Regions from separate parts of the Homo sapiens genome. Here region 2 is linked to region 1. Evidence: read pairs that join two places in POLR2A ChIA-PET (ENCODE). Cell type or tissue: CD4-positive, alpha-beta T cell. All regions are shown on one strand. Links, peaks and the distances in the headings refer to the core of each region. The heading gives the core; the rest is flanking DNA.

Region 1 (4,804 bases), core at 1,863-4,362:
CATGGTTAGAGCACCAGCAAAAGTAGGGCAACAAAAAAGCCAACAATTTGGGGAGACATTTTAATAGTTGACATTTAAAAATAAAAGACATAATCAGGAGGAAAATTAGAACTTTATTGGGCTTCTTCTCACTCATTTCACGGTTAAGAATGGCTTTTATTTTGAATTGAATGTGGGAGAAAGTACCAAAACCTTTTGTTTGCTTAAGATTTCTAAAGCTCTTATTTGGGCCACAGGCAGAACCTGAGGCAGACCCCCGAGATGTCTGAGAACCTTTCAGATTCCACTGAGGGAAGGCTGGGAGTCAGCTCTGGGCAAAGCCAGTCTTCCAAGTGGGAAGCACCCACATTTTTCTGAGTAGCTGCAACTGGTTAGCAAAGGGTTTCCTGGGGACTGCTGTCCTCATAAGAAGCAGACAAGGTGTGGAAAGAAGCTCCTGTAAGCTCCTGACTCAGGCTGGAGACTGATGCCCAGGGGCATCACCGTGGTGAATGAAAAAGTGTACAGCTAATAAAATGTTCAAAGATAGATTTGCCTAGGAAGTGCCAAAAGAAATACAGGAGGAAAGGGTGGGGGAGAAAAGAAAGGATGGTCTAAGTGACACATCTTCAGCTGCCTGACCCTCAAGTCAAAATGATTTAAAGTTTTTATTGAAAGAACAGATGGAAGATGAGAGCATTTCTTGATGCAGGATGGCACTTCTTGGGCACTCACATGCTGCACGATATATTATAATCTCCGTATAGCTCAAGATATAAATAAAATGAAGAATATATCAAAACTCTTCTATTTGCCAGCAACCTCCCTGGGATTGCTAACACTGATGAGAAAACAGTAGGAGAACGGAGGCTAAGAAAAACCAAGAGCTACTAATGTGACCCGATTGCTACTATTTATTTAATGGAACAGCCATTATTTTTCTTCAACATATGTGTCTGATAATGAGGCAAAAAGAAAGGAAAATAACGATCAATGTGCCATTTCAGAAACACACAAACATTTGTTAGCTTTTTCATTTTATTGATGTTCTTTTAATATATGTATTTAGGATTAAACTAGTGTTCAAGTACTAATAATCCAGCAATTCTGAATTGGGGCTTTATTTTTTAAAAAATACAAGCACAGTTAGGGAACAGAGATGAAATTCTTGTCAAACATAAAAATATGAATTGAATTGCTTCTTTTTAGATGGATCTTTAACATTGACTTGACCATATGGACACTGCAGAAGAAATAAAACAAATTATTATTAAATTATTTAACAATCATCTTGAAAAAGCACACTTCTCATGGTGACAAAAAGAGACTGTTAACAATTTTATATAGATCATTTGAACTATCAGGTCCTGCAGACTAAGAGAAAAATATTGGCAACCTCAGGCAAATGATCCTAATTAGGGTCCAAGAACCATTTCCTAAATTCATCCTTCCAAATTTAAGAATTTTACTGTCAAAAAATCCACTTTTAGAAAATCCTCAAATCCTCAATTTACAAAAAGCTCTTATGCATTTGATTAGAAACAGCTAAGGGCACAGGAACATACATAAAACGGAAGGTTTAATTTTTAATCCTGGCTACAGTTAATACATGCATTTAGTGTCTATTCTTTAATTATAGAGTGGCTAGTTAAAGGAAATTACACCTTCTTGCACCAAAACATACAAAGTGTTCTGTAAACAGAGGTTGTTACTGTTTATAATCTTGACCCTATAACAATTTACCTCACTACTATGCCTTTAAAAAGTAATAGTGAAGGATTCATTCCCATTTATTTTTTGCTTATAATAAGGAAGGAGAGGTTTGTTTATCTTAATTAGTGAACATAGAGAGGTATCTATTGAAATAAACATTTTAGGAAATGTACAGGCACTACATGCAGTATAATCTAGTTTCACAGTTATTTCAAACACAGACTGGAAAAGAGCCACAGAAAGGACCAGAGAGAGGAAGGTGGTGGCGGGGGGTGGGGAACAGAATGAGAGAGAGAGAGATGGAAAGAAGACAGGAAAAAAGGGAGGGAGGGAAGGAAGGAAAGAAGAAAAGAAAAAATCATTATCTGAAGGAAACCTACCTCTCAATGCTGGGCGAGTTTCTATTTATTCAACTAATAAAGAAGAGGGATCTCATCTGCAACATTCTAGATTTCTTTTCCTGCCCTCTTTGTACTTGCCTAATGAAAACAACTTATTTGAAACCCCATGAAAAGTTTCCTTGTAATAAAGAGCTCCCATGAATTTCAAATCACAGCATTTCAAGGAACTGATGCTCACAGTGAAACTTTACAAAATTCCATTAACTTTAAAAGTCCTATGTTGGTACTAAGGACTTCATTGTCGTTGGCTAAAGTAGCTTGTGAAAAGTTCACTCCAGGTCTATTTGGTTTTTTATTTGACTTGTTGTTCAAATAATAGGTATTTACGAAGTTACAGAAGCACCGCAAACTGCTGCTGTAATGCAAGAATTGCTACTCACATGTCTGCACGCAGAGCCACAACATTCACCTCTTTGCAAGTGGGCAATCTGTGTGAGCACCACATAGCCAGTAGCTGGATCCACATAGTTTAGCTGGCCAGCCTGAAGTGCAATAAAATGAAACAATTCATTAATCTCAATATTCATCATATCTCTTCACCATAATGTCTACACATAAAATACTGCAGAAAAATTTTAAACAATATTAAACTTCTTCCCAGCAGTTTTAGTGGCACTTGCAATTAAAGACCAAATGCACTCCAGCATTATACACAATCCAACTTTATGTGACATAAGGAGAAAATATACAGTTTGAGAAAAATGAGAAGTTGATGGAAAAACAAGAACTCCTCTGTACCTAATAACTATGTAGCCACTGCTCTGATATTTTTCATTTGGTTTCTAGGTAACAAGCTTAATAACAGGTGATTTAAATGATTTTAAGAGCTTAAGAGGCTGAAAATGAACTTTCACTCAGAAGTTGCAGTTGGAATTTCAGTACTTAAAATATGTGGATAATGATTTAAACTTACAGAAAAGGCGCTAATCAAAACCAACGGTCCTTATAGAAAAGTATTACCTTTGCTATTATTGAACACTTTCTTTACCTTCATGTGTTACTTCATTGCACATTTTATACTATTTTTTTTTTTGCTGGTGTGTTATTAGTTGTATTTTTAAGTGAAAAAAGTATTGTTTTAACATATTAACACTCACAGCTTTCACAAGTTTGATCAAAAGAAACTTTTATTGTACTATTTCAAATGTCAAGGAAGTATATTCTATCTACATTCAAACATGACTTAAAACGGTGTCTCAAGTACTTTGTGGGAAGGGAAAAGTAAATAACATAATCTTTTCTGTGGATTTGGGTCTTTGGGGTGATATTACTTAGCCTTGGGTTTTTGTAGAGGAACTCCCATGGACTTTTTGTATAACCTTTTTACCACGCAGTAACTCAGTGCATCAATCTTGTACAGAGTTTTTTTCATTAAAATACACATGAAACTTGCATGTCTTCTGACAAACACATTTTTGTATGAACCACCAACAACTTCTTCAGTGTCTCATTTAATGGCAGAATATTTTATTCTGGTTGAGGTTTTAACCCAATATGTTTCATGAGAAAAGTGTGTAGCAAAAGGACGGGTACAGTTGAAATCTAGCCTCACTCTAAGGCATCCCAGCAAAGCTAGAGCAGGACAGGGCAGCAGAAATCCGAGCAAGTCCCAAGGCTGGTCTGAGAGAGACTTCCCAAGTCCAGGGAGACCACAGAAGCAGATTACATGAAATCAGGAGCACTCAGCACTACCTTAGAATGACCGATTGTCAGGGCCTCACTTCTTTATTTATTTACGAAGCTCGTGTTTGGAGACTTGGAAGAAAAACAAAAAAACACTAGGAACTCTGTAGCAGGCTTCTTTTTACTTTTCATAGCTTCTGGGAGTCTTCTGAGGGCAATTATCTGGCAACCTGGAAGCCTAACAGATTGCTCCTGCGCATGCCCCTGCTCTACAGCTTTCCATGTTGATTGAGCACCTCTGAGCTTGCTGGCTGCCCACACAAACTTAATTTGTCCTCAGTAAATGAGCCTCACGTAATGGTGGCCACAGACAAAGATGAAGCAAGGGTGCTGACAGTTTGACTGGAGAGCAAGATGCTCAGTGATGCGCATCGGTACCCGGAGAAAGGTAAGAGAGCTATCTGCTTTGAGGCTGGAAGAAGGACCATAGTGAGGGGGCTCAGATTTGTCGAAAAAGAAAAACAAGCAGCTTGTTATTTACTGGGCTTACTTATGGTCACCTGGATAGTCATTTAACCTGTGATACTGACACTGATGAAACAAATGTGAATTTCCCGAGTGAGAAAAAGTTCCTTTCCTTCCCTAGACTGATTGAAAATTTCTTCACATGATACTGGTGTTTGCTCTAAGGAGAATGACACTTTTCTTTAATATCCACCATATCTATATTGCGAAGTATGAGAACAAATTATATACATTATTTTTAAAAGGAGAGCATAAACAAGAACAATCAAAAGCTGCCAGTCACTTCCTAATGAGTCTTTATTCAGTTTCAGCACTTGAATGGGTCAGACCGACAGTGGATTCTCAGGGCCTACTAACTGTCATTATTTAAATAAGTCAATTTTAGGCAACCTCCGGGATTTTCTTCTCTACCCCTTTGGCTCAAGTCATACCATATAATATTAGTCCCATCAAGTACTGGAGGCACACACACATAGCTTATTAAATGGGTTCATTTCATACTGCTTTTCTATCTTTATTATAGTCAGTTTCTCTTTTTTTCTCACTGTTTCTTTTGTAAAGGT
Region 2 (6,116 bases), core at 1,741-4,240, 710 kb after region 1:
TATACAAGTAAGTTGTTAAAGTTAGACTGGATAAAATGCTGTTGTAGAACTGTAAACAAATACTGTGAAGATATGTATAGAGGTGAGAACAGCTTTTGGGTTGAAGTACCTGAGAACATTGCATCTTTCCAATAGACTTCTTAGACTTTGTACTCTTAGTGCATGCTTCCTGTATTCTGCCTTAATTGTCTTAATTTGACTTGGAGATGAGTGAATAGGGATGAGTTCACAAATGGTATTGTAGGTGCAACACAAATATCTCAAACTGTCCCACTGAACATTAGTCCCGTGACATGCTATGTAAGAGAAGGCTTCTGTGTTCAAGTAAGATTGGGAACTACGTAATTCACAATCGGTTTTAACTGCCCAATTCTTTAGTAAAGAAACCTGTTGATTTTGCTTAACCCAGTATTTCCTTAAATCATTTTACCGCAAGATACTTTGGAGGTACTTCTTTGAGCATCCTAGGAAACTAGAGTTTTCTGCACAATTTGGGAAAATACTGCTCAAGATTGAGGTGCTGATTTACTAAGAGGAGGACATTTTGCTCCTTCCTTCCTTCCTTCCTCCCTCCCTCGCTCCCTCCCTCCCTCCCTCCTTCCCTCCCTCTCTCCCTCCTGTCCCCTTCCCCTTCCTTTTTTTCCAAGTTCAGCCCAGATAATTGTGGGAATCAGTAGGTCACATTGTAGGTTTATTTCTGACTGACCTTTCTGAATGTATTTTACATTATGTCACTCTTCTACCCATTCCTCTTTTTTGTTTAGCCCTGCTGCTTGCTTTTCACCAGTAGTTTCTCATCTCTATTACCTTAGTGTATCTATATCTATATCTATCTATATCTTATTCATATATCGCTAGTTAAAAAGCCTGAGTTATAGTAATATAAGACTGCTTGGTTTTTTTGGAATCCTGTTCTTGGGTGAGTTACTTAACCTGTCTGTGTTTTTGTTTCCTCATAAGTAAAGTGAGATGATGCTAATGTGATGCTAATAGTACCTTCTCATGGGGTAGGGAAAGGTTATTATGAGGATTAAATGGGGTAATTCTAGGGAATCACTTAAAATATTGCACAAAATGTAGGTGTTCTAGCATATTTATTGTCTCTAAGCTGCCAAACATTATTAAACAAATATGAAATGATATATTCTCTGTCATCAAGAACCTTAGAGTTTAATGGGTACATGAAAAAACACAATCATGTTACAATAAAGATAATTTTATCAGGATAAGTATAGAAGACTAAGGAAATCAGGAGAAGTGTCTCAGAGCAGATAGTATTTGAGCTGAGACTCAAAGAATAGGGAACAGTTTACAAGACAGAAGGACCAGCATGTGCAAAGGCATTGAGGTATGTTGTATTCTGGAAATTGCTCAAGTGTGAGTGGTTTCAAGGTGGTCAGGGAGGCATAGTGAAAATAACAGGAGATGAAGGTGGGCAAGAAAGTGGTGGTCAGATTTTGTATGTCTTGTATGTTCTACAGAGGTGTATACTTTGGACAATCTAATTTAACTAGACTAGACTTTATTCAGTAGGTGATAGGGACTGTTGAAAAGAATTTTACAAAGGAAACCATGGCCTGTAAGAATTTTAGAAAGATCATGGTGGCTTCAGTGTGGAGAAGGAAATTGGAAAAAGGGATGAAAAAAGAGCCAGGGAGACAAGAAGGAGCATATAACAAAGGACCAGAATGATAATGTAGCTTAGACTTGGAAGATGAGTGGCGTTGGGAGTGGGATGTAGAATGAGAGTAAAGCAGAGAGTTATGATACATTGAATGTAGACTAAGTAGACTGGTGATGAGTAGAATGAAAAGAATATGTAGCAGAAGATCCATGTGTCTTAAGTGTCCTCTCTTACCATCTTTATTATTAGAAGTACAGTTTATTTAAAAAAATAACAACACAGGAGTTCGAGCGCCACCTTCCCATTATTCTCATATCATCCACATTCCTTTCGTAGAATTTTAAAATGCCACCCAGATTTTGGGGTATTTATCTGTCTTAGATTGTGAGCCTGGAGGTTACGTATCTTACTCTTGGCTAGTATTCTTTGTAACATCTCAGGTCATTTCAAATAAATTTTTAGTAAGCACTTGTTTATTTGAGCTAAGTTGAAAAGTTGGTATCTGGCTTGACTTTGGGCTTGTAAGAAGCCAATTAGCCTTCTTTAAGCTTCTAACTTGGCTTCTTTGGGGTGGGTTTATGAGAGATGCATAAGCTTTGAGACCTTCTGCTGGAACCATTAGTTCCACAATAAGTAATCTACTAATTTGATTCCATTACTTTGCATCTTTTATCCTTTCTTCCAGTTATATTTTTCCTTAGGCTACCGGCTGTCTTCCTCTCAGCAAATTATCATGCAAATAAGAGTCCTTTGACCTTTCCCCTTATACCAAAAACCTAGTGGATAAACAGGCAAAAATAGGGAGATGACAGATGGGGTGAGAGAGAAAATTTGGATAATTCATCTTTTTTATTGTTTCCACAGAGAACTAAAATCTTTCATTAGATTAAATTCACAATCTCTTCTAGAGGTAGAACATGTTTTATACCTTTAAAAAAAAATGTGACTAGTCCATCGTGCAGATATTCCACTTAGTTCTTAATAGAAAAGGGTTATAACAATGGCACAACTCTCTAAGGCTAAGTATTTTAATTACATATTCTTTAGACTAACTCATATGAATATTTCAAGGTACATTTTAAGATGTAGCAATATCAGATATATAATGAACTCATCTGGTGATATTTCTCTTTGTAAAAACTGCATACAAAATCTAACATTGGTAATTTTATATGACCCATGTGGGAGTAAACTCTGTATAAGGTCAAATTTGTTCATGTGAAAATATCTTTAATTTATGACTTCTGATTTGAGACATGATTCATATTGGGATTCAGTTCAGAAAAATGCTGTGGATAAAATTTCTTATGTTATAAAATGTTATGTATTTTCTGTTCAGGATCAGGAATGCTTGGGTGTAGTTTAATATTCTGTGAAGGAATACTGTTTTTGAAATTGAAACTTTGATAAGTTTTAAGTGAACATTTTGATTTATACATTATTATTGAATGCCCCACTCCATGAAAGTAGAGAAACAGTTGTAGATGTTTACTGTTTGTGCTGAGGAGTGCCCTCCCCCTGGCAAAAAACAAAACGAAACAAAACAAAAACAAAGAAAAAACCCTACCAAATGATTTAAACATGAAAATCGAAGATTAACATATATTTTCCCACTAGTCTGTAGAGATCTACCTAGCTCTTCTGGGTCCAGCATTCCGTCAAAAGTTGTCTCTCCTGTTCTTGTTCAGAAATTCAAATCCATGGTGATAACAGGCCATGCAAAGCCTAAGTGCATAAAATTTGAATTAATAACTAAAAAATTATTTTACTTACTCAAATTTCTGTATTATCATTGGTCTGCTTGATTTGGCTGAATTTATTTAAAATGGTTTTTAAAAAAATCATGAGATTTTTCTAAATTTGGCTATTTCAGTTTAAATTCCCAAACTTCCTTCTTCTTCTTCTTTTTTTTTTTTTTTCTTGCTTAAATCTTTATCTCTCCTGGTCTGTAGGGAAATGGAAGCTTACTAGTCAAAGTGATTTTAATTTTTAATATAACTGCCATTTCAATGACTTCAGTATTTAGCTATAAGTAACTTAATTTTTATTTGCATGCATAGAAGAAATTCTCAATTTTAAATAGAGGGAGAATGCTGCTAATTATTAATTTAACATCTTTTCAGCAAAGACATTTTCATAGCAAGTAAATGATTTGTTGAAAAATTTTTCATACTTTAAGATTTTTATTATGCTGCTACTTTTGTTAGAAATAAAAATGAGGTCCAGGCGCAGTGGCTCCTGCCTGTAATCCCAGCACTTTGGGAGGCCGAGGTGGACGGATCACCTGAGGTCAGGAGTTCGAGACCAGCCTGACCAATATGATGAAACCCGTGTCTACTAAAAATACAAAAAATTAGCTGGGCGTATAGCATGTGCCTGCAATCCCTGCTACTCAGGAGGCTGAGTCAGGAGAATCGCTTGAACCCGGGAGGCAGAGGTTGCAGTGAGCCGAGATCGCGCCAGTGCACTCCAGCCTGGACAAGAGCAAAACTCCGTCTCAAAAAAAAAAGAAAGAAAGATGAGAAGATTTAAGCATTAGGAGGTTGATAAGTTGTCTCTCAATCTTGAGAATCTGTGCTAAACATGCACAGTCAATCCCCAGTTAAAAATGGACCTGTTCCAAAAATCACAAGTTTAGTTATTAAAAAATCAGACTGTATACTTTTGATTTTACAGTTTTTTAAATATCAGTATGATTATTTACATAATTTAAAAGGTGAGTTAAAAATGAAATGTGAAAACTTTCACAATAAGGGAATACTTAAAAACCCATATAGTGACCTCTGTCTTTTCCCAGTATTTGGTCTGATTCCTTGAACACAGCGGGGGAGGTGGTGGTGGTAGGATGTGTACATGTATGTGTAAATGGTTGAGTATACTCTAGCAGTAGCAGAGAGGGAACTGAGATACTAAGCAATTTTAGCAGTGGCAAGGGGAAAGAGCCAAGTGTATCCAATGTTATCAGAGAGCTGAAACCCTAGTTTGATTTGTTATAACAGATATTCATAAATCAGATGTATCCATGTTTATATTTGAGGTATACCTACATGTCCATATTATGACTAGTAACCCGTATGATAATAATGATGACAGTTAATATTTATTAGTGCTTACTATGTGCTGGGTTTTTTTGTTTTTTTGGTTTTTTTTTTGTTTGTTTTTTTGTAGAGTTGGGGTTTTGCCATGCTGGCCAGGCTGGTCTCAAACTCATGACCTCAAGTGTTCACCCACCTTGGCCTCCCAAAGTGCTGAGATTACAGGCATGAGCCACCGTGCCTGGCTGTGCCAGGATGTTTTAAGTGTTGTTGTGTGTATTTGTTAACGTATTTACTTGTCACAACCCCATGAAGTGTTACTAACGCAAGTAAAGAGAGGTTAAATTATTAGCTTGATTAAAATCGCGCAACTAATTTAGGAGATGCCTAAATATTGACTGAGTTTTCTGACTATATGCATATCAGATATGCATATACCATTACTATGTTCTACACCTAAATACCTAATTTTTCATTGTACTTCTGTTTTCTTTGCTTGTGATTAACATTCTTCCCTTACCTTAAGGAAATACATTGGTTTCCTTTCCTCAGTTTTTTTATTATTTTTAGAAAATATGATATTACTTGCTTAATAAAATCAGTTGTATATATATTTACTAAATTATTGAATTTATTTTATTTTATTGGGTAGACACATAATTATGATTATATCTTTCCTCAGTGGCCTTGGAATATTTTGGATTTTTCATAATTTTCATGTTATACATAGGATGTATCCTTTTTAAAGTATATGACTGAAATGCTATACTTTCACATTAGTTTTCACCTGAAGAAAAATTTATTTATACATTTATTTTTCAGGAGAGAGCAAAGCTAAGTTTTTAATTAAGAGTTACCTTTCATGTTGATTTATTTTCCTATTTTTATTGCCTTTTGCTTGGAAATATATTTCAAAATTTCTAATTCAAATTACTAGATGTGCATATTCACAGTACACAGATTACCCAGTAATAATAATAGACAACAGTAATTGATAACTTATGTGTTCGACACTGTTGTAAGTGCATTATGTGTATGAATTTGTTTATTATTACAACAGTTCTATTAGGTAAATTCTGTTATTACCGCAGTTTTTCAGATGAGGAAGATTTGAGGCATATAGAGGTTACTTGTCCAAGGTCACGTAACCCTCTATTTAGAGAGCCAGTATCCATATCCAGGTGTATGGACCCACAGAGATACCAAAAATATGAACATAATAAATCTTAAATGATGAATTGATCTTTTGCTAAAAGTTAATTTTAAGTTTAAAAATACATTTAAAAATTTAAGTTTCAGAGAATTTTCCAACAGTTTTCAGAAAATGTATCAAACCTCTTAATTTTTAAAATGTGTGATCATGAATATTTTTTTTTAATGACTCAAGTTTTTGAGGAAAAGTACACTTTGAACAGGAAGCACAAAATAGTAAGTCATTAGGTTTATCAGAGGTAGAA

Evidence for each region. Peaks named below come from ENCODE experiments on the same cell type or tissue, not always from the same donor. Only the 100,000 strongest peaks of a DNase experiment are listed, where the experiment ranks them.
Region 2: POLR2A ChIA-PET joins it to region 1 with 8 read pairs; 3 of 35 experiments call an interaction of 5 or more read pairs at or near these places.

The regions. Positions count from the first base shown.
Region 1 is chr1:197,903,567-197,908,370 of GRCh38, reverse strand. It overlaps C1orf53 (chromosome 1 open reading frame 53), which reads right to left. Exons shown (of 3, transcript NM_001024594.3): 2 at 2,474-2,575; 3 at 1,009-1,222. The coding sequence ends at 1,151. Among named protein-coding and RNA genes, the nearest start is that of C1orf53, 3.3 kb to the right of the region's middle. In CD4-positive, alpha-beta T cell, for the core only: no CTCF peak of the experiment used is centred there; no DNase peak of the experiment used is centred there; H3K27me3 peaks cover 1,418 bases.
Region 2 is chr1:197,192,046-197,198,161 of GRCh38, reverse strand. All of the region lies in intron 2 of ZBTB41 (zinc finger and BTB domain containing 41), which reads left to right. Among named protein-coding and RNA genes, the nearest start is that of ZBTB41, 6.2 kb to the left of the region's middle. In CD4-positive, alpha-beta T cell, for the core only: no CTCF peak of the experiment used is centred there; no DNase peak of the experiment used is centred there.